Linked DNA regions of Homo sapiens: region 1 is linked to region 2. A link is a loop called in an ENCODE intact Hi-C map of the cell type or tissue named here. Cell type or tissue: CD4-positive, alpha-beta T cell. All regions are shown on one strand.

Evidence for each region. Peaks named below come from ENCODE experiments on the same cell type or tissue, not always from the same donor. Only the 100,000 strongest peaks of a DNase experiment are listed, where the experiment ranks them.
Region 1: a loop joins it to region 2, with 13 times the contacts of the local background. A loop is called at or near these places in 7 of 110 quality-filtered maps.

What each region holds. Positions count from the first base shown.
Region 1 is chr4:1,808,916-1,811,415 of GRCh38, forward strand. No RefSeq gene overlaps it. Among named protein-coding and RNA genes, the nearest start is that of FGFR3, 17 kb to the left of the region's middle. In CD4-positive, alpha-beta T cell, CTCF peaks have their summits at 1,229 (motif pointing left) and 1,493 (motif pointing left); DNase peaks (open chromatin) are centred at 1,186 and 1,506.
Region 2 is chr4:1,692,195-1,694,694 of GRCh38, forward strand. SLBP (stem-loop histone mRNA binding protein) reads right to left here. Exons shown (of 8, transcript NM_006527.4): 8 at 537-1,519. The coding sequence ends at 1,403. Among named protein-coding and RNA genes, the nearest start is that of FAM53A, 9.1 kb to the left of the region's middle. In CD4-positive, alpha-beta T cell, CTCF peaks have their summits at 1,390 (motif pointing right) and 1,602; a DNase peak (open chromatin) is centred at 1,397; H3K27ac peaks cover 251 bases.

The DNA of each region.
Region 1 (2,500 bases), 120 kb after region 2:
GTCACTTTGCCAGGTGGTCCCAGTTGCGCGGGATGGATGCTGGCAGCAGCACCGAAAGTCACTGGTGGGCTGGGAGCCCCAAGAGCAAGGAATGTTTATGGGAGGGGCCTGGCGGAAGGGAGCAGGGTGCCTGGGGGTGCACTGCCCTGGCTGCTCCCAGCTTGTGGGTTCCTGAGGTGGTGGTGGTGGTGGGGAGGGTCCTTTCTCACTAGCTCTGAGGCAGACCTTCTCTCATCACCCCACTCCTGGCATCCGCCTTCCCAGTCAGCTGGGGAGCTTTCTGGGCATCCCTCTATGGAGCCAAAAGCAAGCAAAGCCCTCATGGGGCCCTGGGGGCTACACAGGCGGTCACTCTCCTCCAGATCAGCTCTCTGCCCTCCCAGGCCGGGCAACCAGTGCCCCCACTGCCTTGGGCTCCATCAGGGTCCCCTACAGTGATAAAGCACCTTTGGGCAGATGAGGTGCTGAGAACCCAGAGATGGAACCAGGCCCTTGCCCAAGTTCATAGCCCTAGCAGGGTGGGAGGACAACATGGTGAGAGCAAGTCTGGGAAGGCTTCCTGGAGGAGGTGTGCCGTCTCTCCTGACTCCCCACCACCCTCTTTGCTGTCCTCCCTTCTGCTATCCTCCCTCTCTTGTCCTCCCGTTTTTCCCATCTCTGCTGTCCCCACCTCTGTCGTCCTCCTCCTGCTCTCCTCCCCCCATCCCCTCTGCTCTCCCTACCTCTGCTGTCCCCTCTGCCGTCCTCCCTCTGCTCTCCTCCCCTCTGCTGGCTCAAGAGCAGGGTTTCCCAACCATGAGCTGCATGAACTCTAGCTTCTAAAATGCTCTGGCTACAAACTCACCTTTCAGGTCAGGGGGTACTGCTGGCCCGTTTCCTGGGCAGGCAAGGGTTTAACTCAACCCCATTCAGGGAAGCACGTGTGGGCGCAGGCCTGGTGGAAGTGGCCTTACAAGGGACTCTGCATCCCTAATGCCCCCACTTGCCCAGAAACCCTATGCTGGGCCCCAGAGGCAGGCCTGGCCATGGGACGCCTGGTGACAGTGGCAGGATGGGGAGGCCCACATGGGCCTGAAGGCTGAGGCCTGCAGGGCAGTGGGGGGACCAGGCCAACAGGCAGGCAGTGCCAGCATCCACACCAAGGCAGGCAGAGCATGGGGCTCGAAGCGCGGGCCGGGAGCGCCCCCTAGCGCTGGCTGGGCAGTGTCCCTGCTACAAACCCAAGGCCCCTCTCCTGTCAGGGCTCTGGTGGACCTCTGGTGGGCACAGTGGGATCCTGAATGGGTGCTGGGGACCAAAGGGCTGGGCCACCGGGAGAACAGTGGCCCATGAAGGTGCTGGTGGGCCAGCCCCCTCCTCCTCAGCGTGCTTCCTTAGCGACCCCAGATGGCAGGGCACAGTCCCTGAAGCTGCCCCACCAGGGGCTCCCTGGCTGCCTCCCCCTGTCCCATAAGGTGAGCCCATGAGAGACCCCAGCTGTCAGCACAACTGAACCTCCGCCATCAGGGTGCCCTCTAGTGGTTGGGTGTGCTCTAGGCTGGCAGGGTCCCCGCCCTTGCTGTCTGCTGATGGCTGAGGGGGACATGTCTCATGGGAGGCCCAGCTTCCAGGACACAACTGGTGGCTCCTGGGGTCACCAAGGGCACCTGGTTTGTTCACAGCTCTTTGGGCTGCTGTCCCCATGAGGGAGCACCTCCCACCCCAGCTGTGGGTCCATCATTTCCTCTGATTAATTAGGGCCTAGGGGTCAAGGGAGGCCCCGAGGGAGGACTCTCAGTGTGAACAAACCAGCAGCCAGGGCCGCAGAGAAGCCTGTGAGGTGCCCACAGGGCCTGGTCCCAGTGTGGGCAGAGCACCTAAGGGATGGCTTCTGTCCACTGAGAAGGGTCGGGAGCCAAGACACCACACTGCTATCCTGGCGCTGGAACCATCCACGCACTCCTGCAGCCAGGCCACGCTGAGGCAGGTAGGCACCCAGAGGTCCGGGCTGGGGGCTGCTCTCCATGGCCCCAGGCCATCACACATCCCTCAGGGCGTCTGGGCCCTGCCTGTGGGCTGGACTGCAGGCTGAAGGCCCTGCCTCATCCAGGACTCCCTAGGGCAGTACTCGGTGCTCTTTCCCCTCAGCGGCCTGAGGAGTCTTTCAGAAGAGCTGGCCCTCCTGGGTGACACCTCGGCGAGGGTCCCAGCCCCTAACCCCAGGACTCCCAAGAAGTCACTGAGGTCCCCAGAGCAGGGAGAGCATGACCAGGTGGCAGGGCCACTGGCCTGGAGAACGTCCCACACTGTTCCATGAGCAGCTCACGCTGTCACAGGACCTGGGGACGTGGGTCTCCTGACCCTGCAGGCCCATCCTGCAGAGCAGGAAGCGTGAAGCCAAGGGCTGAACCCATGGAGGGCGGCCCAGCACTCAAACCCCCAGGGATGGTGAGGCTCCTTCTGGAACTGGCCTCACAGCCACACGCGCCCCAAGGCCCAGCCCCTGCAGCCACGTGGACAG
Region 2 (2,500 bases):
CAGCAACCACGGTCCAAGGGTGAAGGCAGTGGGAGCAGGGCACCCTCAGACTGATGATTATCCTGCTGCAGGGTCTCTCCCAAGAGACAGGGAAGGCTGTCATGCCAGTGCTGATGAATAAGCATCAGACCAAATGTGACATGTGACACCTATTAAAGAAGGCCCCCGGCCACACGCAGTGGCTCAAACCTGTAATCCCAGCACGTTGGGAGGCCGAGGCAGGCAGATCACTTGAGGTCGGGAGATCGAGACCAGCCTGACCAGCATGGAGAAATCCTGTCTCTACTAAAAATACAAAATTAGCTGCGTGTGGTGGCACATACCTGTAATTTCAGCTACTTGGGAGGCTGAGGCAGAAGAATCGCTTGAACCCGGGAGACAGAGGTTGTAGTGGGCCATGATTGCACCATTGCACTCCAGCCTGGGCAACAAGAGCGAAACTCTCAAAAAATAAAATTAAAAAAATAAAGAAGGCCCTTTACCCAGCGCCACTCACTGAGTGCCACTTGCTTCAGACACAAGAAAGGCAGACACAATTCTGACCCTCCAAACATGTCAGCTCTCACGGCAGCTGGCCCACCTGGCAACAGCCCCAGTCAGTGAAAGAGGGTTCTTTCCTTTTTATTTTTGCAATATCCCATACAAAAGCAATAGAAACGTAACAGTCTTAACAAGAAGTTTACAATTGAATATTTGAACAGAAAATCTGTACACATTATCATTTACAGCAATTTTACATGGTAAATTAACTGATTGTTTTAAAATGTTCTTTCTAAATCGCTCCACTCTGCTGCCCTAACTCTTGGAGTATTCTAAAGAGTCTAACTAGTGCTATTTACAAGTACCAAATTAAGACCATATAACTTACATAAAACTCATTAGTTTAATAGCTCAATTTAACAATGTCTGACTTCAGAATGCTGTTATGACATATTGATAAAAGGCCAAAAATTAAGTTTCCATAAAGATATTAAAGGTGTCTGAGAATACTTTGATGCCTATAAAAGTAGCTGACTCTCAATTGGTCCCATGGATTACATGGTTAAATCCAAAACAGTCCACCTGACAAGCAATAACTGAAGATGCCTGTGGAAAACCAGTTATGTAGACGTGTCAGCTTACCCTGGAGGACAACAGGGATTACGCAATTAAGCTCGCTGGAAGAGAGCTTCAAGTACTTTCTTGGACTTAGCTCCATTTACAATTTAAAACATGCAAAATATACTCACTATACATAAAATTAATGTTTCTTAAGAAAGTAAGGCAAAAATAATTCAGCATGAGCTAATGGACTGCTAACAGAGAAACCACCAGGTACAAGTGCACACACATGCTTGGTGCCTGGCCAGCCTTCCACCTAGTCGGGGAGGAGCTGTTTCTCTTCCTGGCCGCCAGGGGGCAGTTAGCTCATGGCTGAGAAGTCTCTCAAGGGTTCAGTTAAACAAGCTTCCAAATCAAACTCATCCTCCACTTGACTGTCCATGTGTCTCACCTTGGTGGGTGTGCCAGAGTACACATCCTGGAAAACAGAAGCATGGCTCGGTTGACATTCATCTCACCCTGAAAACAGGGGCCCCTTCCTACACCCCACTCCTTATGTGGTAAATCATGTGATGTAATGCACAGCAAGGTGTACACTTCACGTGCAACTGAGACAGATTTTAATAATAACACTGCAAAGAGAAACCACATGTACCATTTACAAGACACTGACGTTTAGATGTGCACACATCCCATTGTGCTGGGATTACAGGAAGGAGTCACTAGTCACTGTGCCTGGCCATGTACATAGTTTATAAGCACAGAAAGAATTGTAAAAGCCTAGACAAAACCACAAATAGTGGCTGTCTCAGGACAGGAGACAGTATTTAAACTGATACATTTAAAAACGGTTTTCTTTTCTCTTGAGACAGAGTCTCACTCTGTCACACAGGGTGGAGGGCAGTGGTACAATTTCGGCTCATTGCCACCTCTGCCTCCCGGGTTCAAGTGATTCTCCTGCCTCAGCCTCCTGAGTAGCTGGGATTACATGCCTGCATGACCACACCCAGCTAGTTTTTGTATTTTTAGTAGAGACTGGGTTTCACTATGTTGGGCAGGCTGGTCTTGAACTCCTGACTTCAGGTGATCTGCCTGCCTCAGCCTCCCAAAGTGCTGGGATCACAGGCGTGAGCCACCACGCGCAGCACATGGTTTTCTTTCTTTTTTTTTTTTTGAGACAGAGTCTTGCTCTGTTGCCCAGGCTGGAGTGCAATGGCGCCATCTCAGCTCACTGCAACCTCCACCTCCTGGGTTCAAGCTATTCTCCCACCTCAGCCTCCTGAGTAGCACGGACTACAGGCACCCACCATCATACCTGGCTATTATTTGTATTTTTGTAGAAACAGGGTTTCACCATGTTGGCCAGGCTAGTCTTGAATTCCTGACTTCAGGTGATCCGCCTGCCTTGGCCTCCCAAGGTGCTGGGATTACAGGCGTGAGCCACCGTGCCCAGTCCAAA